Linked DNA regions of Homo sapiens: all the other regions are linked to region 4. A link is a loop called in an ENCODE intact Hi-C map of the cell type or tissue named here. Cell type or tissue: endothelial cell of umbilical vein. All regions are shown on one strand. Links, peaks and the distances in the headings refer to the core of each region. The heading gives the core; the rest is flanking DNA.

What was found. Peaks named below come from ENCODE experiments on the same cell type or tissue, not always from the same donor. Only the 100,000 strongest peaks of a DNase experiment are listed, where the experiment ranks them.
Region 1: it touches region 4 in a loop (12-fold over the local background); 31 of 110 quality-filtered maps call a loop at or near these places.
Region 2: a loop joins it to region 4, with 2.8 times the contacts of the local background. A loop is called at or near these places in 12 of 110 quality-filtered maps.
Region 3: a loop joins it to region 4, with 3 times the contacts of the local background. A loop is called at or near these places in 6 of 110 quality-filtered maps.

Annotation. Positions count from the first base shown.
Region 1 is chr2:160,206,083-160,214,188 of GRCh38, reverse strand. No RefSeq gene overlaps it. Among named protein-coding and RNA genes, the nearest start is that of ITGB6, 9.9 kb to the right of the region's middle. RefSeq lists enhancers at 3,621-3,670, 4,321-4,390, 4,531-4,620. In endothelial cell of umbilical vein, for the core only: a CTCF peak has its summit at 3,332 (motif pointing right); DNase peaks (open chromatin) are centred at 3,328, 4,498 and 5,948; H3K27ac peaks cover 3,486 bases.
Region 2 is chr2:160,238,052-160,246,157 of GRCh38, reverse strand. No RefSeq gene overlaps it. Among named protein-coding and RNA genes, the nearest start is that of LINC02478, 30 kb to the left of the region's middle. In endothelial cell of umbilical vein, for the core only: no CTCF peak of the experiment used is centred there; a DNase peak (open chromatin) is centred at 4,167; H3K27ac peaks cover 2,307 bases.
Region 3 is chr2:160,330,822-160,338,927 of GRCh38, reverse strand. All of the region lies in intron 2 of RBMS1 (RNA binding motif single stranded interacting protein 1), which reads left to right. Among named protein-coding and RNA genes, the nearest start is that of LINC02478, 63 kb to the right of the region's middle. In endothelial cell of umbilical vein, for the core only: no CTCF peak of the experiment used is centred there; DNase peaks (open chromatin) are centred at 4,377 and 6,357.
Region 4 is chr2:160,106,749-160,114,854 of GRCh38, reverse strand. It overlaps ITGB6 (integrin subunit beta 6), which reads left to right. Exons shown (of 15, transcript NM_000888.5): 13 at 2,656-2,775; 14 at 7,010-7,176. Among named protein-coding and RNA genes, the nearest start is that of PLA2R1, 48 kb to the right of the region's middle. RefSeq lists an enhancer at 2,190-2,259. In endothelial cell of umbilical vein, for the core only: a CTCF peak has its summit at 4,722 (motif pointing left); a DNase peak (open chromatin) is centred at 4,714.

The sequences.
Region 1 (8,106 bases), core at 1,078-6,077, 100 kb before region 4:
AAAAGAGTAATCATAAAAATGGCTGTCATTTTAAAAAACATGCCTACTGTTGCAAGTACCACATGTAATTCTATTTAATTTTATCCTCACAACAACCCTTTGAGCACTTCTAGCCCCTGTAGTGGATTGAATGACGACTGCATCCAAAATATAGGTTCACCTTCCCAGAACCTGTGGATGGAATCTTATTTGAAGAAGCGTCTTTGTAGATGTAATTAAGTAAAGGATCTTGAGATGAGATAATCCCAGATTTTTTGGGTAGGTCCTAAATCCGAAGACAAGTGTCCTTATAAGAAGAGGAAAAGACACAGAGAAGGAGAACGCCAGAGGAGAAGATGTGAAGACGAGGCATCGAAATGATGCATCTACGAGTCTAGGGATGCCAATAAGTGCCGGCAGCCCCCGGAAGCTAGGGAGGGGGAGGGAACCCCTTCTCCCTCAGAGCCTCCAGACAGCTTGCTTTCAGGCTTCTGGTTCCCTGAACCGTGTGTCAGAAAATTGATTTATGTTGTTTTAGGCCACCCAACGCTCTGAGAATCGGAGCTGTTGTTCTAGTTCTAGTACTGAAAACTGCCCATGTGACTCTGGCCAGTCCCTGACTACCAGCGGAGCCCCCTGGGTAAGGTGTGCACACTACCCTGCTGCTCTGCTGCCTGGACAAATCAGTCATTCAAGTTGAATAACACTATTAAGGTAACGATAGTTTAGTATTAAGGTTAACCACCTGCCTACCATCAGACTGCCTGGATTTGAGGCCAACTTTTCCGCTTAGTGCCTATGAGACTGCGACCAAGTTATTTAACCTGAGTCATTTTCTTTTTCTTCTGTAAAATGGGGAGAATTCAAGAGGAGCCTTGAGCAGAAAAAAAGACATTTGGTAAAAACTAAGGAAGTCTGAAAAAAAGTATGGACTTTAGATAATAATAATGTATTAATATTTGTTTATTAATTGTAACAAATGGGCTAGGTGCGGTGACTCTCACCTGTAATCCCAGCACTCTGGGAGGCCAAGGCAGGCAGATCACCTGAGGTCAGAAGTTCGAGACCAGCCTTGCCAATATGGTGAAACCCCGCCCCTACTAAAAATACAAAAATTAGCCAGGTGTGGTGGCACATGCCTGTAATCCCAGCTACTCGGGAGGCTGAGGCAGGAGAATCACTTGAATCCAGGAGGCAGAGGTTGCAGTGAGCCAAGACGGCACTCCAGCCTGGGCGACAGAGTGAGACTCTGTCTCAAAAAAAAATTGTAACAAATGTACCATACTCACATAAGATATTAATAATAGGGACGGCTGGCTATGGGATATATAGAAATTGTACTAATCTAAAACTCTTCTAAAATATTAAATTACATATTATTATTTAAATGGGGAAAATATCAGTACCTCACCTCACATTGTGATAAAGATTTATAACAGTGTTTGGCATATTATAAGAGACATTGTTCGCTATTATTGTTTTAGGGCTGTTATCAGGAACAAGGAATTCGTACTTGCAATGTTCCATGAAACAGGCTAAATCATTTTTTTAAGTGAGATGATGTGACATATTTAGAGTAAGGTTGTCTGAAAATGTTATTATAACTGTAATTTTGACTCATTCCAAAGCTAAGTAAAGCCAATGTAGTAACTAAACTTTGTTTCATGCCTCAGTGTTTCTTGGTTTTTAGATCTTTTCAAACTGTGACTCTGACTACTACTGTAATTGCATGTAGCTCATGCAAACAAGATCTACCTTGTTTATCTGAGAAAAATGGAAAAAAAGAGAAAGACTCACAAATTGCAAATATATCTCCTTTTTGTTTCCTATCTGCTACTGGATTCCATTTTTAAAACACCTACATCATATTTTACTTTTTCCTTAGAAAACCAAGCAGAATGAATTGCAGTGACTCTTATATACTATTTTGACCCCAGGAGGTGGACAAATGACCATATATATACATATACATTCATTCAGATTACTGCAACAATGAAAGAAGCACACTCTTGATAAAACTGGTCATTTTAAGAATGACGGTGTCAACAGAAGAGAGCCAAACTCATTCAGATTGCTCCCACCTTGCCTGATGCCTGCATCATAAGAAAGCAGCAGAAAATCCAAGTTTGGAAAAAATGCTGCACACTTTCTCACCTGAAGAGATGCTTCCTACCTTAGGAAGAGAATGCTGTTTCCTTAACGGAGCTACTCTTCTGGACCTTCTGCAAGTAAGATGGGTAGATGGACAGACAGGCAGATGACAGCTTGAGGACAGGCTATTGTACCAAAAAGAAAGAGACCAAGGGCAGATGCAAGCAGCAACTGGGATCCTCTGCCCAGAAGATACAGGAAAACAATAGATAGCCGTATTCGAAATTCATTTCGCAAAGAAAACCAGTCTACGTCATTCAGTAATAAAACTGTAGTATCTGGGCTATAGTCACTAGGTTAACTATACTAGGTTATAAGGCTGGGTCTGAGTCCAGAAATTTATAATGAGCCATCACTATTGCAAGTGTTTTATCTGAACTATTATCAAAATGGACCTCCTCTCTGGGCTTTCCTGGGAAAATGAATCGTCTCCTGGAAAACCCATCTTGAAAGATCTTTGAATTGCAGAATGCACAAAAAAGGCAGCAGTAAACACATGAATTCACACCCGCCTTTTCCTAAGAAATCTGACTACAATATTATCATAGGATAATGAAAATAGTTTTTTGTTTAATTGTTAAACAAAAGTAAACAATTTTCTTCCCTGTGGGGCTTCTTGAAGTGTTTAATAGGTTATAATGCACATTGTGAGTTTCTGATGGAAGATTTAATAGTCTATATTAAATAAACTGCAGGAGCATTTCATTATCAGGGCAAGGATTAACAGCTCACTTCAGATCACATTTTAGGAAGCTGTGCTCCTCCTCCAGCAACATTCATAAAAATAAATCCTTCTGTTGGTTAACGTTTAAATCCTGTCTTCCTAATCTTTGGTTGCCTAATAGGGCCTAAACAATTTCAAGACCAATCTATACCATGCCACAAATGTCCAATAATCAATCCACCAAGGTCTGGACTGAGACCAGGGCTGACAACTGCCTTTTCCATGCTGCTGAGCCTTACTCTATTGGTGTCCAAGATAACTTAATTTCATCAACGCATAGGGAATGTTTGCCCCTCCCCCAATATTTGCAACTAACAGCAATTGTCTTTTATCAAAAAACTTTCCTATTTGTGTTTTGATTGAAACTTTAAAACATCGAACTCCTTGATATAAAGAAAATGATTCATTTCCTTCCTTTAATAAATGTTGAAACTACTGTGAGCCTCTCGCTTCATCATGCCTCGGTTGTTACACCCTCAACCGCTAGGGGGTGCCAGGAAAGGGCCCTGGGCTCAGGAGCAGCAAAGTTCCAGCCAGAGTAGTCAGGACGCAACAGAGATTGCAGCCCAGGCAGGTGGTTTTCATACTTCCCCAAACAAGCCTCACACCTGACTGCTCACCGGAGCCGCTTTTTGTCTGGAAGTAATTATGCCCAACAATATATAGATTCGTTACGTCTGTTGTGGTGTAAAAATCTGACACACCGTCTTTAATTAGAGGCCAGCTGAATTTGCTTTAAAGGCTTTTCTTCTTTCTCCACTTCCAAGTCTTGAGACATCACCAGGTTAATGCCATTTTGATTAGCTTGTTAGAATAATTTATTGTTTAGCCTTTTTAACGATTAGGGTGTTCACCTCATACCCAATCCTTTACTCTATTTGATTCCCTGAAAACTTACTGACAGGATTCACTGAGTATGCATCTGAAACAATCAGAAAATTCCATAAAATGGCAGTTAAAAGTAATAAATCCTCCACGGACCCACCCAAGGATGTGCCTCAAACATGATCACTGGCTGAGGCAAGAGGATCACTTGAGATCTAGAGTTTTAGGCCAGCCTGGGCAACAAAGTAAGACCTCCATCTTTATAAAAAATTTTTTTAATTAGTTTGGCATGGTGGCATGTGCCCAGCTACTTAGGAGACTGAGGTGGGAGGATCGCTTGAGCCCCAAAGTTTAAGGCTGTAGTGAGGCTAGGATTATGCCACTGCACTCTAGCCCAGTGATAGAGTGAGGCCTTGTCTAAAAAAACAACAATAAAAAGATAATAATTACTGGCCACCATTTCTCCCAGCTTTTTAAAGGATTAGAACTTTCCCTATTGTTGCAGCTGAATAAATTGCATCTTTAAGGTCAAAAGAAGTTTGAAGTCCTTCCACTTTCCAAGGAGTTTTTAAAAGAAAATATACCCATCTCTTCTGCCTTCTTAAGAGGAGTATTTTTTTATTCTGTTAGGGGAGACTTTTGTTACTGAAACTAACCCCAATTAGTCTATCAGCACAGCTAGAGAGAACTAGAGGACCACAGGGATTTTCCAGGTTTTCTTTTGCAACCAAAAAGTCATGGGGAATTCCAGAACAGAAGATGCTGGCTAATCAGACCTCCACTGGACTGAAGGAATGTTAACACAGCATACAAACAGTCTCCATACAGCACTGGCCTGCATAGTTCAGACCTTTCTGGTTCTACCATGGAATGCTTTTTGCAGAGTTATGACTCCTCATGACCCTCCAAGTTGTTAGAGCAGATTAGAGCTCCCGATGACTCTGCTGATGAGCAGATGGTATTCTCTCTCTGAAACAGCTGGAGAACCCTGGTGGTGATGGTGGGGTTATTGATTCAGGGCCTCAATAACTGCTAGAGTCATCGTTGATCCCTTGATTTCTCTCCCTCCCTATGAGGAATCTGTTTGTAAATCATGTCTATCTTGGAAATATATCCAGAATCCAAACACTTCTCACTTCCTCCTTTACTCCCACCATAGACCAAGCTGTCATAATCTCTGCTGAAACAGCCTGCAATAAGGCCCCCCAGCTTCCATCCTTATCGTCTTATAGTCTGTGCATACTTGCCACCTTATAAGCTACATCATGTCCAACCAAAACTCCATAAAAGCTTCCCTTCTCACTCAGAATACAAATCTGGAGCCCTGACCATCGCCCCCCCGAACCCACCCCTCCTTCATGAGCTGCCCTCTTCCCTTTGCCTGTCTGGCTCATCTCCTCTGGACTCCTTGAGTTCACCTACTCACTCTGCTTCAGCCTCGCTCGCCACCTTGCTTGTCCACAAACCATCCCGTACCAGGACCTTGCACTTGCTCTTCCCACAGGCAGGACTGCTTGTCCTCCAGAGAGCCCTGCGATGCCCTCCCTCCTTTCCCCAAGGCTATGCCTAAACACCACCTGAGCAGAGAGGCTTTGCTGGCCACCCCACCTTGGCCACTCTCTGACCCCTTGCCATCCTTTATTTTTCTCAGCATTTGTTACCATCTGACATCTTTATTTGTTCGTGTGTTTCTTGTCTGTCTCTCCCACTGGAATGTAAGCTCCATGAGGCAGAGACCCTGTCGGTTTTAATCAACACTGTGCTCTCAGAACAGTGCCTGGTCCATTGTGGGGTCTCCACAGGCGGCTGCTGAAGCAATAAATGAGTAAATGAAAAAAGAAGGCTCAGCAGCTCTGCAAGCTGTGAATGAGTGAACCACTCGGCAATCAGTGTTTGTTCATGTGACGTCTTGCTATTTGTTTCACAGATAGGAAAAAGGGGCCTAACGAGTCTAGTTCTCAGAGTCAATTCAGAATAAATTCACATCCAATGGTATTTTTCTGGAAAATCTCGTCTTTGGATTTATTCCACAAACTAAAAGACAGAAAGAGTTCAATTCTTTTAGACTTCAATATAATTTCTGAACCCTGACTGCATGGGCCTCTGGAGCAGGCCTAACTCACAGGACAGGCTCCCTGTAGCTGGCAGTGTGACTGCCAGGCTCCAGAGTAGGGTGGGGTGTGGGTGGTAACTGTGAAGTGCCGGGGCTGCCTGTGGCTCAGAGGCCGGAGTTCATCCTGAGTCATCTCCCGACCACAGGAAATGCCCACAGTCGTGCTCTCCTGGACTCAATGCCAGGCCCTGGCTCCTGACCAGCAGGCTCAGCTTCCCCTGAAGGGCCAGGCAACATGTTTTGTTTCATTTTGTTTTTAAGTGATTTGTACTGACTTTAAAGCAGAGAAAGATGGTACAATCCAGGACCACATCTTTGTCTCATTTTTGGCAGCCAATGATCTACAGGATAAGCAACAAACAAACCCAAAAGGAAATCACTAGACACAGAGCTAGAGCTGGAACCAGAGCCCTGAGATAGACAGGCGAACATATTTTTCAAGTTCCTCGTGGAATTTCACTTCTTGTTGGCATCTTTTTGATGATTCTTTGTACATCTCTTATCTACCAGGAGGCGGTTTGCAGGGTGATTCTGAACTCAGGTGGGAGGGTAGCGATCTGTCTCCAGGGCCCTGTTTTCTGAGCAGTGAGGGAAAGTTGTGTAACTTTTCCATGCCTCAGTTTCCTTATCTGGTAAATGAAAATAGAATAGTCCCCATTTTATTGGGGCCTTGTGAGAACAAAATAGGGCTACCCTAATACAATATTGAATGATGCCGGGCACTTGGTAAGTTCTCACTAAAATGAGCAACAATAAACATGCATCCCAAGTGAAACCAAAGGAGGGTTTACAGGAAACTGAGAGAGCTTCAACCTAGGCTCCAGTGTGCACAGGTGCCTGGGAGTATCTGGGAGCTGCGGGTGGCTCCAGGTGGGATGGAAGCCAGATTACCATCGGGAAGCGTTTTTTAGAAAGCATTTCTGGTGAAGTGCCTGAGGTGATGTTAAGAAACAAAGAGACTGGAATTTTCAAGCTTTCAGTAATCTGTTGTCATGGGTTTTCCCCCCTGATTTGAAATAAATATACACTTTCACACATGATTTATTTCCAGTTTTGCATTTCTTTTTTTTTTTTTTGAGAGATCTCGCTCTGTTGCCCAGGCTGGAGTGCAGTGGTGCAATCTTGGCTCACTTCAACCTCTGCTCCTGGGTTCGAGTAGTTCTCCTGCCTCAGCCTCCCAAGTAGCTGGGACAATAGGCACGTGCCACCATGCCTGACTAATTTTTGTATTTTTTGTAGAGATGGGGATTCACCATGTTGGCCAGGCTAGTCTCGAATTCCTGACCTCAAATGATCCACCTGCCTTGGCCTCCCAAAGTGCTGGGATTACAGGTGTGAGCCACCACATCTGGCCTGCATTTCTTTTCTTAAAGAAGGCCTCCCAAAAGGTATAATCTTTAGGCCCCACAAAACCTGGACTCATCCCAAAATGGTGTAATGAAATCTTCGCCATATTACTGAAAGGTGGATATTATCCCTTTTTCATAGTCTCAAAAGTAAAGTGTTCAGAGATAAACACTCTCCCCACAGATAGACAGGAGGACCTGGCAGGACTGCAATTTTGAACCCAGGACTCCCTACGTCCAAAACCAAACTCTTCCCACTACACTCAGCTTCCTCCCATTATGGGCATCATGATGGCTTTAAAAAGTAAGTGCCGGACTCAAATGGATATCCCTATGCCAATGTTCATCGCAGTACTCTTCACAAGGGCCAAAAGCTGGAAACAGCACATCCATTGACAGATGATTAAGCCATCAAAATGTGGTATATCCATACAGCGGAATATTATTCAGCCTTTAAAAGGAAGGAAATGCTGACACATACCACTACATGGATGAACCCTAAAGACATTATGCTAACATGAAATAGGCCATTCCCACAAAAGGACAAATATGTTTCCACTTATGTGATGCACCTGGAGTAGTCAGACTCATGGAGACAGAAAGTAGAATGCTGGGTGCTGGGGGTTGGTGGAGGGGAAATGGACAGTTATTGTTTAATGGGTGAAGAGTTTCAGTTTGGGCTGATGAAAAAGTTCTGGAGATGGTCAGTGGTGAGGATGGCACAACAGTGTGAATGCTCTTAATGCCACCAAATCATATACTTAAAAATGGTTAAAATGCTACATTTTATGTTATGTAAATTTTACCAAAATAAACAAAAAAGGAAACTCCAGCCTAGAATGTAAGGCCTAGGCCACAAAACATTTCTTTAGCACTTAGCATCCTGTGGGCATTGTGAACAAGGATGACAGGAAAGTCTTCTTTAAGGGAATCTTTCTGAAGGTCACAAAAAAAGGAACAACTGTATC
Region 2 (8,106 bases), core at 1,249-6,248, 130 kb before region 4:
TCAGTGGAGTCACTGTTGAGTTACACCAAGGAAACCCCCTGGCCTCTGACCACCATGATTTCCACTGCACAATGTCTCTAAAGACCTCCCGTTCTCTGCAGACTGAAAGAAAACAACATACACCCTGGGGACAAAAACCACCCCCCTCCCATAAAAGCACCATTCCTGCCCAGTCTCAGACAAGATTTTCCTAATAGAAGCCACCGGAAAAGAAATAAACACCTCAAGTAATAGTTAACTCTGATCACCCTATTTGCTTTAATTATTAACATTTGGCAATCAAAGGAAACAATAATACTCTCACTAGGCACTTGAGGAAAAAAAAGGAACTGCCTTTATAAGATGTTTGAGCAGTCATGTGGATGGGCACATGCAGTCTTCGCACAGACCAGCGAGCACTCCAAAGTGTAAGGACTGATTCTTCCACTCTGCTAGTATTTCTTGAACTGGCACAGTTCTAGATGCTGAGGATACATTAGTGAACAAAACAGACAAGAATCCCTGTTTTTGTGGTGCTTACGCTCTAGTGGAAGATAGAGGAGGCAAAGATTTAACAATAAACATAATAAATAAGGAAAGTATAAGGTGTGTTAAGTGGTTAAGAGAAAAATATAGCAAGGTAAAGAGGAAGGACGGTGCTGGGGGAGAGGTTTCTATTTTACATGGAGTGGTCACTGTCACCTCATTAAGAACGTAATATTTAAACAAAGTCTTAAAAGAAGAAAAAAAGTGAGGCAAGTAAAAATCTGGAAAACCGTGCTACAGACAGACAAAATTGCCAGTGCAAAGGCCCTGAGATGGGTGCATGCTTGGAGTGTTGATGGAATATCAAGGAAGCCAATGTGCCAGGAGCAGAGTGAGTTGAGGTGAAGAGTAGGAAATGAGGTCATAGGGGAAACAGTGGCCAGATAGGCAGGACCTTCCAGGCTGATGAACAATGTCTGCTCTCTTTTAAAGAGATGGGGTCCACTGGAATGTTTGAAGCTGAGTGAAATGATCTGACATAAGGCTTAATAGGATCCCACTCTGGCTTCTGTGTGCTGGGTTTCATTATAGGCTCAGATAAGACCACAGGGTTAGGCCATTTGCATTGGAAACAACCACCCGCTTCCCCTGATTTTCCTGGAGGATGTTCGGAGTTGTTGGTCTGCCAGGCTAATGCATCCCTTACTGAGCTGAGCGCAGCTCTGGCCTCCATCACAACTCCCTGTCCCCTGGAAGCAAATCCCATCATGCCTCACCCTGGCATCACATGGAAACAGACGGGGAAGGGGAAGCATCTCCTCCTTCCTTCTGTCTGCAGACTTCCTAATCATTCAGACTCCACCCAGCAAGAGCCATTAGAGCTAATTAACGACCCTCCTTTCAGTAGGTGTCTCTTCACTATGATTAATTCTGGGTCAGAGACAGAAAGCTTGTTCCATTATGGTTCTTTTTAAAAATTATTATTATTCAAGCTTCTAATACTAGCATGAACTGCGGGTGAATTTCTGAAGTCACGTTACATAGCTGTCACAACTAGTAATCGAAAAATTCAATTTATAAAGAATTAGGAGAGGCAGGAGAGGCAGGAGAGGCATGCTCTTCGGTCTAGAACAAAGGAGATCAATCCTGACACAATGGCAGCATGACATTCGTGGACTTTGAAGATTCTAGGCTTCCTCTTCATTAATTAGAGAGAATCAAGAGTTCTGGTGGTTATTTTTTTTGCAGAAATTGTGCTTTGCAAAAGCAGATGTCAACTCACTCCAGCCACCTCCAGCTGCAGCTCTACATGATAATTAAACTGCGTGTCAGTCCTAAGCTCCATCTAGATTGGCAAATCAACACTCAGATGGCCATTGCCACCTACCACCCATCAGATTTAGGTGGGGTTATGGGACTTCCTAGCACAAAGATCCTGGGTTTGGGATGGCGGGGAAAGTGGGCTACATTGCTGTGAATGGACTGTCCTGGATAGGTAGTGCATTTAAAATCCTCAGCAAGAACCAGAAGATCAAAGTTGCCTTTAATCTGCCCTCATGTTGTGTATGCTTGGTGGGGTCCAGAGTATTTCCCTGTCAGGGTCAGTTGGTCCTCTTGTGTTGTTGCTGTTATTGTTGTTACTGTGTTAAGTAAGCAATTATCTTTTTTTAAAAATGTTTTTAATATTTAGATTACCAAAGTAATATATATTCGTTGTACCAAAGTTAAGCAATGTAGAAGTGTATAAAGTAAACAATGAGGGCTCCTCTGTGCCCCTTTCCAATCCCACCATCCTGAGAGAGCCACTAGGAGATTGGAGGCTTTCCCTCTTCCTGGGCAGCAGGTTGCAGTCTTTGAATACTCTTTTGACCAGCCAGATTCTGACTCTTAATGTGACATCTTACCATCCCTGCTGCTTTTTCTGTACCAATGAGACTCTCTACTGTCCTCAACTTCTCTGCTTCCACAAGAGTCAGCGGCAGGCCCAGTTTTGGAGTCTCATTAATGGATCTGACCACAGGGACTGGCACAAGAACGCAGGGACATTGGTATTTGTTTGCATGATCCTAATGTTTCTATGCAGGAGACAAGGGAGGAATCCAACACCACCAACATCATGCTATTAGCAATGCATCTGCAACTAAATGTGTACAGCCCAATCTTTAATTTGACAACAGATATTGTTGGAAAGATAGTAGAAGAAAATGAGCATATTAAAGCTATCAGAACTGTTGGAGTCAACAGATGCCTGCAGTCTGCTCACAACTACTGGGGGAAGGGAAACAAGATGAAAGGCTATCCTTCCAGAAATAGAAACATTGCCAAATTTAGCCCTGGGCCTCATTTACCATAGGTAAGGCAACAGACGGAGCCACATCATTAACCTGCCCTCCCAGGCATCAATGTCTTGGGGGATTTGTCCAGACGATTTCAGACAGGGCCCTGTGTGTCTGATTGGAATTCAGGAAAAGCTGCAGGGAGCAAGAAGGAGAGTGGTAGCCTTACAAGTCTTTCCCCAAATACCCAGATTGCCTTGGGTGTTTTGACATTTGCTGGCATTAAGACCCTTTGGCTGTTTCACAGTCCATTTATTTAAAGATGGTATTTTAAACTCTCTCCCCAGAGCAGCTAGGTTGTAATATTAGCCTGGCTGACATCAGACCCTCTCTCGGGTTACCAAGGTCATTCTGACTGCTTCAAGGTTACCAAACTCTAAACAACAGTGAGCAAGTTTTATTCACATCTTGATTATAGTATTTATTTCATCAATGTGTAATTATCTGTTTACTGGACTGTCTCCCTCACTAAAGAGTTATCTCCTTGAGGACAGTGAATGTGTTTTAAATATCTTGGTGCTGGCAGCACCTAGCTGGAACTGGGGTACAGATGTTAAGTTAGCTGTTTTTCTGGACTTTCATTATTTGTTTGGTGGTGGTTTTTTTGTTGTTGTTGTTTTGCTATGGTTGTGATGGTAGTGGTGGCTGTTTCCATGAACATCATTTGACGAACGATGTGATGTTAGTTTTACGTGTCGATTTAGCCAGGTTCTAGTACCCTGTTATTTAATCAAACACTAATCTAGGTATTTCTGTGAAGGTACTTTGTAGATGTCATTATTATTTACAATTAGTTGACTTTAAGTAAAGGAAATTACTCTTGATAACAAGTGGGCTATATTCAACAGTTCAATCAATTGAAGGCCTTAAAAGCAAAAAGTGAGGTTTCCCAGAGAAGAAAGAATTCTGACTCTACTGTAGTAGCCAATTCTCCCTGAGTTTCCAGGCTGCCAGCCCACCCTGCAGATTTTGGATTTGCTAGCCCCCATAATCGTGTAAGCCAATCCCTTAGAGTAAATATCTCTCTATCTCTATCTTTATGTATCTATCTAATCTTATTGATTCTGTTCGTCTGGAGAAACCTGACATGACAGACACAAATCCATGTAAAATACACCATTAATTCTATTGATTCAACAGATTTTCTGAGTGCCTACCACATGCCCCACATTGTGCTAAGTGTTAGGAGTAATGGTAGAAAGCAGCAGTCCCTGATCTCAAAGAGTGGTTTGATTTAAGGCAAGTCTAGGGCAGTGCTGGAAGTTTCCTAAAGAAACGAAATCAGCCCAGAATCTACAGGAACTAGACTCAGACAATGAGTCACCTCCAGCTGCCTTGGCCTGGGGCAGGGACAGCTTGGATGGGCATGGAGCCAAGAGGAATAAAACACATTTGCCCAGGCATCCAGGGCACCCAGGCTTCATGGTGCCAAAAAGAAACAAAGCATGGAGGGAGAGAAACGATCAGGATGGTTTTTCTCACTCTAGGCAACCTTATGCTTGAGAAAGCTTTCTTCCCCGCAAGTACCCAATAATTCCCCTTCCTAATGTGATGGAATGAACTCACCATGACCTTACTTCCTTTCCAGGAAGTCCAAGAGGGTTCTCATCAGTCTGAAAGCTTCAGGAAAGGCCTGGCCTTGGGCCAGTCATCACACCTTAAGCATTTTAACCTGGAAGAGTGGCTGGTGGGGGAGCAAGAAGGAGCCTTTACTCTCCAGCCTTTACTCTAACCATGGCACCTTTTAAATTGGCTTTTAAAGGGAAAATGTTGTCCTGATGTTTGTAAGTCTCAGTTGAAAAGAAATAAGAGAAAAACAGTGTGAAAACAAGACTAACCAGATGATTCAAAGAGAAGGTAGAGGTTTGTTAGTTAGCCTTTCTTATAAGCTAGGTGGTATAGGCCCCACTGGCCCTAGGAAGGCTGTCACCATCGCTTTCTTCCTGTGCAAGAACATGACCATCCCTTTCCTTCTCACCCAAAGGGGAAGTAGCATGAAGAGAATGCAAGGTTCAAATTGGGTGCCACTGCCTGTGTGAGCAGCTCAAGGTTTGGGAAGAACTTGGTAAGCCCATATAGCATCATTTGTGAATGGAAAAAAAGTCACCTTCCTTCAAGACACTTGACTCCCATCTGCATAAAATAGTCTTAAGCAATATGCTAATCTATGATGAGTATAGTTGAAATATCACCCCCTAGAGTTTTGCAAGGCATAAGCATTCTGGGTGGTCCTGGAACCATTTGGATTTCCTCCTTGAAGCTGCAGGATCGTGCCTTTGCAGTTTCCTCTATTTCAGGGAGTTGCTGTCTTTGGCAGCTTGTCCCATGATCTGTCACCAAGGTGGTTCTAACCCTGCAAAACTTTCTCCAACTTCCCAGTGACCACCTTCCCCCAGGTGCACATTATAGCTTTACATTCGTGGTAGCCCTGAGCAGATCCTATTGCAAAGTCCGTCACAGTCTCATTCTCTCCCTCATCTGCCTCACCATTTCCCCACCCACCCACACACAGATTTGGGCTGAATTTGTGTAAGTCAGGTGTAATATCTGTTTACAGGGCTGTTGTCCTTATAAGACTATGAGCTACTCAAGACCAAGAGCCAGGTCTTCTCTCTATATCCTCTATGGCTCCAATAGTACCTACCATCTAATCAATATTAGTAAGTATTAGCTTAATGAAAGGGAGGCAAGTTTTACAGCCAACATTTGAATGTGTGACCAAAAAAATGATTCTGCTAAAGTCCTGATTCCAGTGGCCACCTAGGTGATCTGAGATAGGTAAAAATGGTCTCATAATTATAACAGCTTACATTTTACAGCACTTCAGTTTACGGAGTCTATACACATATATTTCATTTACTCTTTAAAACCACTCAGTGAATTATTATTAATATATAAATTGTACAGTGGGAAAGCCCGAGGCTCAAAGAGAGCACGTTAGAAGGTAGTAGAACAGCAGTTCACACCAACCCGCTGACTTCAGAGCCCTGGCTGCTTCACCGTCTGCCACAGTACCTTCAAGCCCAGCAAGACTGCTCTGGACTGAGCCCAGTTTCACTAAGAGGCATCTGCAGGCTCAGATCTCTCTCCAAAGGAGACCTAATCCCCATGGATTTCCCTTAGTGATGCATCAGCCCAGAGTGAAGCCCAGCATGGTGACCAGCAGGCCAGCTGACCCTGTTTTGCTTCCCTTTCAAGGGCTCCTCTGGGGGATGCCACATCTGGGAGGGTCATGTCCCAGGACACTCTCACAATCCACCATCCTCCAATGGGTTCCTGCTGAAGATAAAGACCCAGACATACTCTCCTCTCAGCCTTAACTTGATCAGCCTGGACTGTGCCACCATTATCCTTCTGAGAGAGGGAGAGAAAAGGCATTCATTTTGCCTTCGTCTTACGCTTCCATTATGATGCCTTTTTGTGTAGTTTGGGGTGGAGGAGGATGCACATTGCAGCTTCGAGAAAGATTCAACTCGGTGTTAGGTGGGCCCCTTTCTCGGAGGGCAGCAGATGTTCCAGTCATCAAGCCCTCCTCTCTTTCCCATGGAGTCTGATAATCGACAATTCTCACCTGTATTGGCTGACAGACCCTTTTAGTCTTTTATTCCTGGCCTCTCAGACTTGTTAGTGAAAGGAAAGAAAAGCTACTTTGATGTATGTGTGCCCTTGGCTTAATGCCGCCTTTTCTTTCCAGATATGTTTTCTGTGCTTACAAGCAGTCCCTGGGAGAGGCCTTTCCCTCAGCCCTTCCTCCAGGCTTCTCAAAGGAATTGCTGCAAATGAGCCGCCGCCATAAGGAAACCCTAACAAGTGATCAGAGAGCACTAATGGGTCCCAGTAGCACTTCTGAGCCTTTTCACAAATGGAAAAGCAACGTGGAAGTAAGCCTGTAACTGGAAGACTTGAGATATAGATTTGAATTCCTGCTTCACAAGGTTACTGAGAACTTTAAATGAGTGGGTACAAAATAAGTATTAGTTTCCTGCTCTTAGAAAAGTTCCATATAAATCTCAGTTATAGAGAAATCTGTGGGGTATGCATTACCAGAGTGGGGTGACTAAGGCAAGCCCCTGAAAGATAGACCCCTGAGTTTGAGGCCATCATCTGCTACTTAATAGCTGTGTGAATTTAGCAGGGCTATTAACCAATCTGTGTCTTCCTGAATTGAGTGAATTCCAGAGCAGTGCCAGCTTTGTAAGGAGCATCTACTAATGCTGTCTGCTGCTATACTATGTTTTATGCTATTGACTATTATTCTATCTCTCTATATATGCATGAATTGTGGTGCTATCAGCAGGTTAGTCCCCGATTTATTTCACAAATATTCTTGCACACCTACGTCATCTAGGAAAATATAGTACAATTCTGTTCTGCAAAATTGTAATTTTTCAGAGTATTAGGAAGTACTCCACAGGGGAAAAATGGTTCAGTAGTTAAAGAAATATGTGATTCTTTGGCTTGATGATGCTCAACAGGTATTTTTACTGCAGAACTTCACAGAATATTCAATATCCTGAATCCACTTCAGGAAGAAGCCTTTCCCTTCACAGACCCATTCCCAGAATTGGTGCCACCAGGATACACTTTGGGAAGTGCTAGTAATAAATAGTTTGGATACAAGTCAATGAGACTTTCTGGCTTGGTCAGGAAAGTGTGTGAGCATTAAAGGTAGGGACACAAAAAAGGACCTCTTGGTGCTGTGGGGCATGTCCAACAACAAAAGCGCAAGGAAGAGCCAAGCTGGGAAGAACTTGGCAGAACTTGCGTGGGAAGGACAAAAGCTACATTGCTGTGAGTTGACGACACCCAAAGGTAAATCAGACTGTAGCTCAGTACAAGCAAAAGAGTGAAAGTAAGGAGGTCAAGGAGTGTGGTGTCAGCTACCATTCAATCCTTTCTTCCTCCTAGCTCTGAATTCAACTCTTATTGAGCACACATGACACCGCAGCACTGTCCTGGAAACAGAATACCCTGCACACCCAGGGTTCCAGTGTACTCACAAGTGGAGCCAGGTGGACTGAATGCAGGACTCTAGGGAAAGACCAGAGAATAAAGAGCTCTAGGCTCCAGGAAGGGAAAAATGCTTCAGGCAGAGGACTGGGGAAAAATTCCAAAAAGGATTTTTTTTTAACTGAGTCTTGAAAGAGGCATGTTATGTCAGGCAGAGGTAGGTGACAGGAAGGGCATTCAAGTATTAGGAATCCCTTGAGCAGAAGTGAGACAATACTGGCAGTGGTTGGTGACAGATGAGGAGTGAATTTGGTTAAGGCATATGGGGAGGGAGCAGGGACAGCCATGAGTTAGG
Region 3 (8,106 bases), core at 1,398-6,397, 220 kb before region 4:
ATGTAAAGCTCCTTGGCCAGTGCCTGGCACAAATAGGGCCTGGAACCAATAGTGTTTGCTTCATTCTCTTTCCTCAACTCTCCTCTTCTGCCTATTGAGTGGGTGATTATCAGAGGCTCCTCTGTGCACACCCTGTCTTCTCTGTCTTATGGCCACTACCTTTTCTTTTTTGAACTTTTAAGTCTTTTAAATTAAAAAATCAATTCAACCACCATTTATTTAGCACCAATTATGTCAAAGGTGTTGTGGTAGATAGCATAGCACATAAAAATGAATAAAACAGTTTCTATCCTTAACAAGATTAAAATATATGTGAGAAAAAGATATATAGATAGCAAGCAGGATATGATGACTGCTTTCCCAATGTATAAGGAATACCAGATTTGGTTGGGGAGATGAGCTTGACATGCCATTATTGTGCACTTTCATCTAGACCTTATTTAGATAGACAATAGAATGTACTGTAACTTTTTTCTAGTATACATAAAATTGAGTACTCTATAGTCTCTCGTCACTACAGTAAAGGAGGAGTGAAAAAGTGTGCAATCAACAAACTCCAACTTTCTCAGTTATATCATTGGGTGGTGGACACTCCCAGAATCATGTATTACATATTTTATAAAGATTTGTGGAAAATATTTTCATTAAGTTCATCACATATTTATTCATATTAAGAACTGCCCTAGGCTTTAAATTTTTAATTTCCAATTTGGATGCATAACAGTAGTTTTACTTTTTGAAAATCTGGTATTCTTTATTTTCTGCCTCACCTTTCCATAAGGAGGACAGTTACCAATTTTGCAGTATTTAATAAGGATGGTATTTTTGGTACTGGGATGTCCAGAGGAAATCTGTAACCTACATACTGAGCTCACTGCTGTCACCAAAGCTTTCTACCTGTGTCTGCTGTTGTATGCTAACTGGGACATTGTTCCCAGGATTCCATGTACGATTGTGGGCATTGTCACCTGCACAAGCACAAGAATGCCTGGTCGGGGGTGAATGGAGCTGATATCCATCTCACACTGAGTCACCAAGTCCTGTACTTCAGAGATTGACCCTTCCCATACAGGGTACATTTTTCTAATTTGCAAGAAAGGTGCCCTAAGAGCTAGTGGCTTCCCTGATTGCTCCCCTAACATCATGTGGTTAAATTTTGGTATCTCAGACAAGTAGAGGCTGCGGATCTGCAGGGTCAATTGGCTTCAGATTTAGTCAATTTCTTGTTTTTTAGGCAGTGAATAAATATGTGGTTCCCCTCCCCCCCAGTTTTTTTCTTAAAATGAAGCTCATCAAACAAATGTACCATTCTGAGGTGTGTTCTCAAGTCATATATTATAATTCATTTCACTCAAAGTATATGATTAAAGCTCATTCAAAGCCCTAAGAGTTGGGAATGAAGGAAGAATTGTAGGATGTTCTGCTGTGCCACAAGACTTAATTTATACCATTTATTAGTCTTACCAAGTACATTGAAAGGAAAAAGTTGTTGGGGGCCAGGCACGATGGCTTACATCTGTAATCCCAGCACTTTGGGAGGCTGAGTGGGGCGGATCACTTGAGGTCAGGAATTCGAGACCAGCCTGGCCAACATGGTGAAACCCCGCCTTATTAAAAATACAAAAAATTAGCCAGCTGCAGTGACATGAACCTATAATCCCAGCTATTCAGGAGGCTGAGGCAGGAGGATCGCTTGAACCCAGGAGGTGGAGGTTGCATTGAGCTGAGATCATGCCATTGCACTCCAGCCTGGGCGATAGAGCGAGACTCTGGCTCAAAAAAAAAAAAAAAAGAAAAGAAAAAGAAAAACGAAAAGAAAATGCTTCTGGGACTTTTCAAGTATGCCTTGCTATTCAGACATTCTCAGAGATTAACCCCAAAAGTGAGTGATTATCTCCCTGAGACCCAGGGTTAGAAAAATAACTTCAGAAGTACAAAAGTTGGATTATTGCCCTAATGTGAGCCCACTTTAAAGCAACTACCATAAACAATCTAAAGCAGAGTCTGCAACTGTGTTAGCCATGGTTTAAATGGTGCCAAGCTACTATTTCCCATGGCAAGGGAAATGTTAAACTGTGAAAGAGGCAACAGCCCATAAACATCTATATCTGCGTACACAGCACAGTGGCCACCAGCCGCATGTGGCTATTGAGTGCTTGAAATGTGGCGAGTCCAAATAGAGATACGCTGGCAGTATAAAATACACACTGGATTTCAAATACTTAGGAAAAAAAAGTCAAACATCTCAATATTTTTATATTCATTACATGTTGAAATGATAATATTTTGGAGATACTGTATTGAAAATATTATTGAAAATAATTTCATCTGTTTTTTTAATGTGGTTGCTAGAAAATTTTAAATTACAAATGTCAGCTGCATTTGTGATTTGCATTCTGTTTCTATTGGACAGCACTGATCTAGGTATTTCAAGAGAAAAGAAGGTGGGGAATGTGTATTTGGTTTCTTCATGGTCTGTGTCTCCCAGGATACAATATCCTGTTCCCTCTTTCTTAGAGGCATGGGTTGTCTCCCCGCTAAAAAACAAGGCCATACAGTATCACTGATGACATGCTTTTTCCACTCTGTGGCTATTCTGCAGTTCACTTAGTATTTAGATTGTTAACTTTTCTATGTAATCTTTGCCACAGAGTGTTTGTATACATTCTTAATAATTTTCTTAGGAGAAATGACTTAGCTTTTGCTGCAGATTGCCAAACTGCACTCTGGGTATAACCAATTTGCTCTTACCAGATGTGTATGCCTAGTTTGTCATTTTCCCTCTGACCTGGGATTTTTCACTTTTTGTTTTTGTTGTTGTTGTTATCTTTGCCAATTTGATAGTGTGTGTTATCTCTATTAGAAAAGGGAACACACCTAAATTTCACACCCTAACATGAGCTGCTCAGTGTAAAATAACAGGAGAAAATGATGAAGGACAGCTTATCCTAACCCACTTTGGCTAAAGGTTTGAATTAATTTGCAGTCTATGCAGAAGAGTATCAGACTCAGTGACCATTCCAAATTATACTTTTAATGAATGGTCCTCTTTGTCAGCTGTGAAGACCATAAGAAACAAATAATTAAAAATGCACAGAATACCTGGCAGGATGAATCCTGTGGGAACCAATCCGTAAATGTGCCCTAGACACAAAGGGAAGCTAAGAACAGTTAACATTACATGTAGTTTTGGAAGTATATAATGAAGATCCTGGGGAAAAGAGTCCTTCTCGACTGGGAAGTTTTTAATTGGCATGACTATATGGGATACAGTTACATCAGGATTGTAAGTCCAATTAGCCAAGATTCTACGAAAATCTGTTCTGTGCTTCCTGAACTTGAGAACAAATGAAAAGAAAACCCAAACATACTTTAGCTTTCCTTCTTTTCATTTAGCGAGAGCAGGAACGAGTTGGTCTTATGAAATTGATTGTCACTGTTGTCTCCAGCACATTAACATTTTTTACACACAACAATTTGAACAGTTCTCTAGGAGTTTGCTGTCCTGTAACTGTCATGTCTGGGTTTGCTGCATGGTGTAACAGTAAGAGCATCTCAGCCCATTGGTGAATCGGATGCTGCCAGACATTGCTTTGCCACCCTCCTTCTCCCAGCTACTCCATATTCTGAGTAGGAGCTTGATGTTCCTGCAAATCATTATACCTTTGCATTTTTTCACTTGGTTCATTAGTTTGATAATAAAATACATTTAAAAAATTTCCCCCTAAATGATGTTTTATGCATTCTCTCATCCCCTTTTCAAGTGGTGGATAGGTCCACCACATGCCATTTCTCCAGGAATCATTTCTCTCTCTCTGTTGAGCTTGTGTGTACAAATCATATTCTTTAGATTCTAAACATATCATCCTCTTTCTTCTGCAGGGTTGATTGGAACAGATTTTAATCCTCATTACTTTGCTTTTATTATGTGATGAGCTGAAGGGTTTTGACCTTTTTGTTTCTGAGATAAATATCCCTTTTTTTTTTTCACATTTCAGGATAAAATCTTAGGTATCCATTATAGCTTTAAGTGTTTGTCTCAAAAACTACCGTTTTGGGTTGTGTTTTCCCCCAGAATCACTTCAAGTCTCTACTCATATTAGTATACATTTAAAACTTGTGATTTAAACTTAGCCTGGAATGGTGACTAAAGGGTTGAATTTTAGGTTGAACTTTTTCTGTTTCATCTCCCTAAAGAAGGGGGCTGTGTTGCATTATTTCCTTGGCTCCATACATTCCTCCTGGCTCGGGTCCATTCTTGGCTCTGGTAATGATCTCTTCCCTTCTTAGCCAACAGTTTCCTTAACACACATAGTCACTGGAAGTGGCTACTCAAAGAGCTTCAGTGGAACCTGACTCAGACTCGTTACTGAGGACCTACCAAATAACCTGATTTTATTTTCTGGTTTCTTTCAACTGCAGTGCAGTGGGGAAAGATGAGTCATTTGTCCCCTCTGCCTTAGTTTCCTTCCTTGTAGAACAGGATTAATGGTACCGCCTTTGCCAGGTTGCCGCAGGCTTGGATGAGATAATGTGTCAAATGTGACAGTACTTTTAAAACTTTGTCATAGAAGTCAAGTACTTGTCATAGCTCTCTCCTGGTTTTTACTCTGACTGCCCACATATTCATTGCTAAACTCATTAGAAATAACAAATTCTCCTTCTGTTAGCTCATATGGTTACTCAAAAATATTTTGTTGAGCACCTAAAATGCATTACTACATCTTATTCTCCTTTTCTGCAAAATCTCCTTACATAATGTTGTGTCAGCTAAATGGAAATCTTTAAGTACTATAGATAAATGCTCTGTGAACATTGATGGAGGATTTCCTCATTAGAAAGAATGAAAATGTTGATAGAACTGAGTTTTCAAAATAATCATTGTCAAAAAAAGGATTTATAAATATGGGCATCTCATGTCTGTGGTACTAGAATAAGTGCTGTACCACTCATGTTTTCATGCATTTAAAATGAATGCACTTTTTATCTCTTTTTTTTTTAAGTTCACTAGAGTTCATGCTGAAATGTTATGGGGCTTCATCTCTCTGAGGTACTTGTTGGTTTTAGAAAAACGGGTTTGTTATCTCCTGAGTTTCCATCACAACATCTCTCTGATTCTTCTATGATTGTTTCTTCTGTTTTATGCTCAGCCACTAGAAGGAAATTTGATTTTTCATTTAATGGACCTAGAAGTGCTTATTACTCTCCACCACCCATCCTGTACTTCACTTTCCCCGTTCCTGTCTTATTGGCTCCATCAGTGAATTGTGTGGTTTGGGAAGAGCTTGGAGTTAGGTCTAGGAAATGAGCTTCAGCTTCAAGCCATTCCCTGCCTTCCTTCTGAGTTAAGGTGTTTGTGAGAGGAAACAAGCAGGGGCCTGGAGCAATTACTGAGCCCAGTGTAGGCTTGGGTGTTAAGGAGGTCATTATCACCTTCTTCTGGATGTGGTTTGGAACAGGGACTGGCCTGTGGAAGGGTCCCAGGCTGGCCTGGTGGGGGCTGACCCAGGTAAAACAAAACAAATATTTTGATAAGTTGAGCTCTGAGCAGTTAAGTAGTGGGAAAGGGCACATAAGTTTTCTTCAGGACTGTATCATTTATTGTACCTCCATTCTACAACACATACTGTGTTCCTAACAAGAGAATGGGAATTATTATTATTAGGATCACAATATAGATGATTTATAATACATATTTCTCAAATAACACAGGAGAGATAATCATTTCATATCCCTGCCTTTCCCTCAACTCGATCTCAAAGAAAGCCCACCTACCCTTTCTGCCCCCACCTCCATCATCACCCAGCAGCCTCTGGGGTGAGGTCTGCAAAGAGTGAACTCACCTCCACCTGGGTTGCCTTACGTCTTGAATCCCATTTTAATGCCAGAGCTGGTACATTTACTCTTTAAAGTATAAAATAGTTTATACTTATTTTATGTATGTGTGTGTATAGACATATGCACATATGAGTGTATGTGTATGTCTGTATAAACACTCGTGTATGCATTTATACACATATAAAGTATGTTTTATATATATAAAACATTATATATATAAAATATATGTATAAAAAACATACTTTATATATATATATAAAACCATGTCATGTAAAGAAGCTTTCTGGTTCCATGCTTTGACCCCATGTCTTCAGTGATTTTCTAGTATCACTAGGATCTCAGCTCCCCTTGGAGGATTCACTCCTTTTTGGCTCTGAGGGGTCTTTTGACAGACCTGTAAAATCCTGCATGGATGTTCAGGACCCATTTTTACCCTGACCATTTAAGCATACAAAGTTAAGTAAGCCCTGAACAAAGCGGGAGAGGAAGCAGGAAGTCAGGGCAGTGGAGGGGTTGTGTTCTGCTAATTCAGCAGGATAGTCACAGGAAGTGTGAGGAGGCATCATTGCTGATAACATGCTCACTTCAGCTGAATCCCAGAGAGAATGAGGAGAAAAGCTAATCAGATGCCTCCCCCTGTTGTTTGATTTTTTTTTTCTCTTATGTGGATTTTTGTTTGTGGCATGGTCAATTCATACAAGATTTTACAAAATTGTATTGGGACGTTTTTGTCCCAGTTTATAACTTGAAATTAAAATAAATTGAATGCTGTGAGGTGTGGTTTTTAAAAGGTATCTTTGCCGCTATTCTTTTACTCAGTAATTCTGTACATGTAATCATTATATTTACTGACATTCATCTTGTATCAACAAGAAGTCCAGTCCTCTTTCAAAGCAGGGATATCAAAGCCTCTATCCCCAACCCACCATATTTTAGTAGTTTCCTAGATTTTTAGATTTTAAGGACCAGTAAACTAAACAAAAATAATTAGGGTTAGGGATCCAGCATAGAGTCAAAAAGAACACAAACTCCAACAACCACCATCTTTTATCACTCTTTCTTAAAAAGAAAGACCATTTCACTATCAAAAAAATTAGAAGTACATAATCGAACTTAATTTTTTGACAAATCCATGGCACCTATTTTTCTGCTGACACAGTGGTGATCATCTTTCCCCAGGTTAGTTTTTGTGAAACCCTGCTCTGCAGCACCCTCCCTGACCCAGGCTAGTTCTGCTAGAAAACTTCTAGTGACTGCAAACACTCGACTCCAGTTCTTGGAAAGGCCTGCTTTATAGTCTTTCCTTTTCTAGGTAAGCATCGGTAAGAACTTCAACTGTTCCTTCCTTGTAGGATGTGATTTCTAGCTCTTTGTTTATGGTGCTTACTCTCTTCTGAAAGAGCTCAGAAGACCAGGTTAAAGGAGATGTTTAGAATAATTGCATTCAATGTAGAAAACACTTCATGAAAACAGGCTGTCTTATTTATTTATTCCTCCACTCCTTTCTTCTGAATGTCAAATGTTTATTATTTTCAGGCACTATGCTGAGGCCTCATATACGAGGAGGAAAACACACAGTCCAAGGGCACACACCTAATGGGGATGACAGCCATGCAGATAATGTAGCAGTGTGCTGATTGCTGCACCAAGATGCTGCGTGGACAGGATGCCATGGGCAGAGTGCAGAGACAGCACTCAGCTCAGCCAGGGAAGGTCGGAAAATGCTAGAGAATGCCATTAAACTGAGTCTTGCAGAAAGATGCTAAATTTCCCTGGTGAAGGAAAATCTTAAAGGGCAGGAAATTAAGGTGGAGCAGGGCAGGACAGGGACCTGTATAGCGATATACAGGCAAGCTGGCTGGAGTTTTATTCATTTGTTAAGACTGCTGTAACACAGTACCACAACCTGGGTAGCTTAAAACAACTAATAGTTACTGTCTTACGGTTGTGGAGGCTAGAAATCCAAAATTAAGGTGTCAGCAGGGCCATGCTCCCTTTGAAACCTGTGGGGGAACATGCTTCGTTACCTCTTCCAGCTTTGGTAGTTTGTCAGCAATCCTTAGTAAGTTCCTGGCTTGCAGGAATCTCTCCCTCCAATCTCTGCCTCCGTTTTCACGCAGCCTTCTCCCCATGTGTCTCTGTTCACATCTCCCTCTTATGAGGACAATAGTCACACTGGATTAGGGCCTACCCTGAGAGACTCATCTTAACTTGACTACATCTTCAAAGACCCTGTTTCTAAATAAGATCACCTTCAGAGGTCTTGGG
Region 4 (8,106 bases), core at 1,739-6,738:
GGATATAATCTGGTGTGCCATTTTTTAAGCCCATTGGAAAAGAGCAGTATTAGGGTGGGAGTGACCCGATTTTCCAGGTGCCGTCTGTCACCCCTTTCTTTGACTAGGAAAGGGAACTCCCTGACCCCTTGTGCTTCCCGAGTGAGGCAATGCCTCGCCCTGCTTTGGCTCGCGCACGGTGCGCGCACCCACTGACCTGCACCCACTGTCTGGCACTCCCTAGTGAGATGAACCCGGTACCTCAGATGGAAATGCAGAAATCACCCATCTTCTGCGTTGCTCACGCTGGGTGCTGTAGACTGGAGCTGTTCCTATTCGGCCATCTTGGCTCCACCCCCCTGCTTTGTATTTTTCACACCCTCCCTGGACCTTCCCAGGCCCACATCCTCACCCCTGTTTTCACATTTCTTCCTTCTCTGAGTATGGTTCCACGGACTGCCTGGCATCTTATTTTCATTGTATTATTCTAGAGCAGCACTGTAGACATTCACAAAGGAAGGGAAAAAAGAGAGATCCATTTTCTATGAACAACAGAAGAAATTATGCAGCGAATTATGCAAATCTGTCGTTGCACATTTGAGAATACTATTTCAATACCCAAACACCATGAAACAGGCTACATCTAGAGCCGTAACAGTCATGAAAAGGAGTGGTGAAGTAATTAAAGCAACATGGGAGTTGTGACTCAAAGATCATATTCTGCCATTCCATTAACACTTAAATAACCCTGACCAGGTCAAGTAAGCCTCTCTAGGCTTCAGTGCAGCTATTTGAAAGAAAATTTTTAAAAACATGGTTAATATTACTGAAAGGAGTATGATAAGCCACTCACATATTTCCTACCACAGAATAAAATGTTTCATTAAATATGTTCAAGGCGAGCAGAGTGAGCCTGGGCTGTTCCCACAGAGAGGGGGAAAGAAGCAAGAAAACAGTCCAAGAAGAAAACGCATAGTCCCCAAGACTTCATGAACCCTAGCTAATTGGAGGGGCAAGTGAACAGGAGATGTGGTAAAGGCCAAATAAAATGGCCAACGTATGAATTATATATGCAATACCATTTGCAATCAAATATATGAAATAACACACATCTCACCAAATCTCTTAATCAGAATCTCCTTTTTAAAAATACTTATTAAACAACTCACTAAGTGTACAAGCTCCTCTGCACACAACCAACTTCTCAAATCAGAATACCCAAGGTGGGTCCCCAGAATCTACATTTTCAAAACTCCCAGGTGACTTAGATGACCATAATCATTTGGCAATGACTAGACTAGGATGATTTGTAATTAGATTTCTTAATATTCCCATGTAATAGATGTTTCTAATGGGTTCAAAAACAGTTTGTACACTTAAATCTATCATCCGAAATTTTATTTACAATGCTAAATGTCTTGCTGGTTCCTGTTTTCATAGATAATACAAAGCATACTTCTCACAGACACTGTTGGGTTTTTCATCTCAAACAAAATGTAAAGACAGCAAACAGCAACTTAATATTTCTATCTATGGCTATGGCATTTTTGACCAAAAACAGACTATTATTTAATTTTTGTTAGATTCAGAAAACACATTAGATTCTGCTTTATTAATGTTTTTATTTTTAAGCTAATGGGAGAGGTTATAAGTCTAGTAGGAGTATGTCCAAGATTATCAGGGGCAGCCCCAGTTTTAATGTTCTGATCCATTGTAGCATAACACACTAATTTTGGACCTATGTCCTAAAAGTTTAGATTAGGAGAAAAACGTCTTCTACTTACAGGTTTCTGAAAAACAGTGTTTGTAACCATCATTGAAAAGTCTCCAACTTAAAAGATAGGAGAACAGTTAAGCAAATTTGTTTGGTTTTCTTAATTAGCAGAATGCCACATAATTTTGGCATACATCCTGGACTACTAAAATTTCTGGTAGATAGTACTGGCATCTCAGATTGGCCATTTTACTTTACTTTTAATTTCTGTCATGACATTCATTTTCTGCCTCTTGAATGAGCTCAATAAGGAAAAATTCCCACTTGGAAAAGATTTAAGGTAAACTGGATTTTTTTTTTTTTTCAAATTAAGAAAGGAGCTCTACTGAATGATAGACAAACTGTCACTGTGGATTTATTTACCTTTATCCTGCTGGTCCCTGAGCTACATAATGCTTCAGTCTCAGTTTCCTGATATTAATTTATGTTACTGTTACCACAATACATGGCCAGCAATCTTGACTATGTCGTTGTGAGAAAGGCCCCTTTAAAAGTATCAGTATCAGTTTGAACTGTGCAGAAATGTAATCTAGACATCCTTCATGCTCTCAGCAAAGAACCTATAGCCCCCTCATTACCATAATCAGGGCCATTCTATTCCCAAGGCAGCTGTGGGTACCTGCCTTGAAGTACGTTCAGCCTGTTGCAATCCTGCCCGTATCCGTTTGATAGGCACATTTGATGGTCAGTCCTGATTGACCACAACTGGAACTGTTCTTCTGGAACGTGAGTGAAAACGAAAACCTCACTTCATGAGAAAAAAAAAAACCTATGCCTCTCCTATTCTCATTCTGCAATATTGAAAACTCTAATTTACATATTAAAACTCAATACTACTTTGTTTTAAAAACAATCTCTTTTGGAATCTTGTTTAACCTAATGAATGACTCCTTTATCTGCAGATTTCTCAAAGGATGGTTCTGTTTCCTGCTCTCTGCAAGGAGAAAATGAATGTCTTATTACATTCCTAATAACTACAGATAATGAGGGGAAAACCATCATTCACAGCATCAATGAAAAAGGTGGGTGTTTTGCCTTCCATTGCCGATGGCAAATGATACTACACAGGAGAAGAGAAAGCAACCAGAAAATCGCTCTGGGTAGCATGCCAGGAAAGACATTTCCAAAATTTTGATGAAGTTTCTTAAAGTTTCCCAAGGATTGAAAGATGCCAGTTAGAAGGTTCAGTATGTTCCAGTGTCTCTTATTAAGACCAGATAAGGGTCGGGCACGGTGGCTCACACCTGTAATCCCAGCACTTTGGGAGGCCGAGGAGGGTGGGTCACTTGAGGTCAGGAGTTGGAGACCACCCTGGCCAACATGGTGAAACCCTGTCTCTACTAAAAATACAAAAATTAGCCGGGTATGGTGGCCTGCACCTATAATCCCAGCTACTTGGGAGGCTGAGGCAGGAGAATTGCTTGAGCCTGGGAGGTGTAGGTTGCGTTGATCCGAGATCGCGCCACTGCACAGAGTGAGACTCTGCCAAAAAAAAAAAAAAACAGCTAAGATGACTTGTAGTTGCAGCAGTCATCATCTTCCTGAAATCTGAAGATGATTGTGAACTTGGCCTTGAAGCTCAGGTATGCCGAGTGCCCCTGGAGTCTTGCTCTGGAAAAATCTCATGTAAATCAACTCCTTTGAAATGCATACATAAAATGAGTCTTGTGGCCGTTCATTAGGGAAACATAAGGAGAATCCTGCTGTATAAGGAGAAATTACTTTATAATACCAAAAAAGCCTGCCTGCTCATTATCTGTCTTACAAAATAAAATTCTCCAACTACACTCCCAACCCTCTGTGACTGTGGCAGTGACTTTAGCAAGTTATCTTGAAATCAAAGCCATCCCTTACAGTATTGATTCTATTGAAAAAAACGAGTTTCAAAAACAAAAACGAATTTCCAGAATAAGTCCTGCTTTTAATTCAGAGACTTTTGTATCTAGTTGGTGATTTTTTTTTTTTCAGTGAAACATGCCTTGGCTAAATGCCTCCTCATTACTGAGCTGTTGTCTGTTCTTTTATTCTTCCACACAATAAGAGTGGCACCACAACATGCCATTCTGCAGAGCACGCACAGATGCCCTGATGCTTTTTATTATGGCGTGTTATTATCCCCATGCTTTTGTAGTAGGGAAAAGTGAGGGGAAACATAACCTCCCGGAGGCTTAACAAGAGTCACCTGACAGCCTCCAGGCTCCCTCTTCCTCAACAAATGTCCGCATGGTTGGGTAGGCCTGGCACTTCCAGGGGCCAGCAGAGCAGAACCTGTCCCCAGAGGTCCATGGTCCCTCCTGTCTCCCGTCTCACAGCTTTCAGACTAGAAAATCCCAGGGTGGCCTGGTGGAGGCTTGGGTAGAAGAGGCAAACTGAGAAGTGAGAAAGGGGCTGATCCCCAGGGTCCTCTAAGCAAATTGAAAAAAAGAACTGAGTGAAGGGTCGCCACCAGGGTGCTTGTGGACACAGGTGGCTTCTTTCATCTTCTTTCTTTCCCCCACAGTCCGGAGGGACTTCCAGAGCATAAGAGCCACAACAGAGTCAAGGAATGATAGGCGGGAAGGCTTCCTGGCTGGAAAGTACCAGCTAGGGTAGATGCTATACCCACAGGTTCCAACTTGGAGGCTCCAGGCCCTTGAGGTGATGAGGATAGAAAAGGGGAAAGAGTGCTGTATTTGCTGTAACAATAGTAATATTAATTATTATAATAGCAGCTCTCATTTTTTGAGCCCTAATACCATTTGCCAGATGTTGTTTTATATATTTTACATGTATTAATTCGCTTAATATTCTTAACAACCATATAAAACAGGTACCACTATTATTTTCATTTTAAAGGTAAGGAAATTGAGGCATAGAGACATTAAATAATTTTCTAGGTCTGGCAGTAATTACGTGCCAGAGCTAGTTGGAGGAGCTCTGGCAGCCTGGCCTGGAGCCCCTGCTCTGAACCACTGTGCTCTACTGCCTCCTACTGGCTGTACAATCATCATAACTATCTGAATCACAAAAAGATGTTAGATCAGCATCATCCGACAGAACTGTTAGGCAAACCCTATATGTAATTTAAAATTTTCTAGTAATTACATTAAAAAGTAAAAGAAACAGGTAAAATGAATTTTATTTACGATGTTATCCAAAATATTGTCATTTCAACGTGTAATCAGTATAAAAGCTGAGATATTTTACATTTTTTTCATGCCAAGTGTTCAAAATCAGTGTGTATTTCACCCTTACAGCATAAGCTACTTGGGAAAAGTCACATTTCAAGCACTCAATATGCACATTGAGCTACCAGATTGTGCAACGCATGTAGCACAGTTAGATACTCAGGACCTTAGAAGTAGGTGCTGCACCAACCTGGACTCGATGGGCCACATTGCCCACAGTGATAGAGGTGACCCTCTTCTTCCACGTAGAAATCCATTTTCAGTCTGAGCATCTCAAGAAACATCCAAGTATGAAAAGTGATGATCTCTATTGTGTAAGACCTGCTCTGGCACTTGGGCCAACATCTTTAATTGAGAAATGTACAATTCCTGAGGACTTTCAGTTCTTAAAATAATTATCTCTGCCAGACCGCACCCATTTCTTCTTTAGTCCCTCCTGGAGAACCCTCCTAATTCATGTCTAGGTGCAGGATTGTAGCAAGCTTCATCTTGCTTTGAACAGGAACATACTATGCCCCACCCCAGGCATTTCTTAGCCAAAGATGTAGCCAGTATATATTCTCATGACACAGGCCTGCCGCTTTATTTGCAGGAATGTGCTCACCTATTAGAGGCAGCTATGGTTCATTTGCTATGCGAGAATATAGTCTTTAGATCTTCATACAGTAATAGCTATGTCATTAGCTCCTTTACTTATTTCTGCATAATCTCTTTACATGGTTTCTTGGCCAAAGAACAAAAGTGTGTGAGGCCAGGCATCATGCTGTTAGTGGGTAATTAGCCCCACTCAGATTCACATCAACTCCAGATCCTTACCTTAAAGACAGCATGACTAGTCATATGTGTATAACTCTCCTTATTAAATATCTAAAAGCAGTAAGACTTAGGATAAACTAAACATCATTCATTTCCTCCCCAGATCCCATGGATTTTGCCTCATTTCTTGCAGAGAGATGCAGATATCTAATGATAATTTTATGTGGGATTTTTTTTCCATGAAAGTAAGAGGAGAACATAATTATAATGTTTCATTAAGAAATGTATCATCTCCTAGGCATATTGCAAGGACTATTAGTCATTCTGCTGTGAATTAGGAAACGTACTGTATAATTGCAAAATTACATTAATATCTTCAATACAGTCAAAATAACATTTCATAGAATATTCAAGTTGAAAGTACCCTACAGAACATCTAATTTCCCAGACTTGCTTGAGGATAAGAATAATTTAGAATATTTAATAACACAGAATCGGTGGCTTATCCAAGACCCACTGAATCAGAATATTGGGGAAGGGGTCCAGGAAGCTGTGTTAGTAAGCAAGAACAGTTCAGCTTATTGGTATCATCAGAAAAGGTAAGGGAACACTGAACTTTGTTTTACAGAGGAAGGGCCTGGGGCTCAGAGAGGTCAAGGGACTGGATCACATTCACACAGCTACTGTACATCAGATGGGAATTGAATCTACCTCTCCTGAATCTAGTCTAGGAACTTCCCCAAAACCAGACTACTGCATTAGGGTTCAACAAAACAGAACTGAAACCCATCATTGTCTTCTGTCTATAAAGAAAGAAGGAAATAGTAATTTTTTCCAAGGGATAGGTTTTTATATAACTTTTAATATAGTCTTCTAGACTCCCCATGATTCAAGAAGGTCCATGAAAAACTGATGACATGCAGCACACACACACACACACACACACACACACACACACACACACTCCATTTCTGCTTTATCGTGAACTCAGAAGAGACCATGTTTAGTGATTAAACTAGTCTTTTTCTTAATCCTTTAAATATTCCATGTGCATTAATTATCACTCTTTTGGATTCTCTTTTAGAGTCAACCATCAAGTCTATATCCATTTACTTCAAATATCTAAATTCTTCCTTTATCTTTTGTTCTACTTTGAGGAATGCAGGGCTATTCTTCAACAAGTAACTCATTTTTAAAATTTAAGCAAGGCGAAAATGGTGTCAATATTTATCCTCTGCTGCAGAAAATGTAGATGAAAATCCAACAAGAAATGCCTTTCCGATGTCAAAATGTTGATTTTACCACCTTCTTATAATTTTCTTTATTTCTGCAGATTGTCCGAAGCCTCCAAACATTCCCATGATCATGTTAGGGGTTTCCCTGGCTATTCTTCTCATCGGGGTTGTCCTACTGTGCATCTGGAAGCTACTGGTGTCATTTCATGATCGTAAAGAAGTTGCCAAATTTGAAGCAGAACGATCAAAAGCCAAGTGGCAAACGGTATGTGGAAACTTAGGGCTACTCCTTGTCTAGGGGAGAAAGAGGCTGGTGGAAGAGATTGAGGGGCTCAGCTTTCTTCTGCTCTGGGAGTTCAAATGTCACATTTTTTCTCTCCCACTCTCGCCATGACTCCAACAGCTTTGATTTCTGTTCTGCTTCAGGGGCAAAGGTCCAGATGACCCTCATAGCTTATATTTGTCTTAGTGCGGTGGGGATTTCCACCACGATGAAGGGTCTCATGAGGCTCCTGAGACAGCTGCTTAGGGACATTGGGGAAGTATATTTTTACCCAGCGCTTCCTCACCACTAGGAGTATCCCTCAGGCCCCATTTGATAAAGCACGGGTGCTATATCTAAACATTTCCATAAATTGGTTATGTTATAATGAATGGAATAGTGTTCATAAATAGTACGATAATTCATGCCAATTTCTTTGGAAATACTTGTTTCTGATATAATAGGTTACAAAGCAAAATTGAGATGATTTTTAAAATGCCATGCAGTTATTTTTTCTGAATAACATAAATTTTAAACAGAGACCTGAAAAAAACCCCAAAAGTATTAACCTTTAAATACATAAACTCAACAGAAATAATTTAACTGCCTTCTCTTCACAAGAGGCAATCAGAAGGCAGGACTATAGTTTTCTGTGTTTCTTTTCCACAGGAGAGATAATTACATTTCTAGAGACCCATAGAAACAATTCCATAGTTTTAATTTCATCTCTCTATCTCTAATGGTGTGTCCAGGTATCTAACAGCAATTATCTTACATTGCTGATTCTAACAACAATGATATCACTGGAGAAAATACAGGTAGACGCAATGCTCCTTTGGATTTGTCCGCCCAAATAATTTGATGTTAACAATTTTTATAGCAATGCCTTCAACTCCTAAAGCAAATGGAATTTTCCATTTTTGATAAATTTAT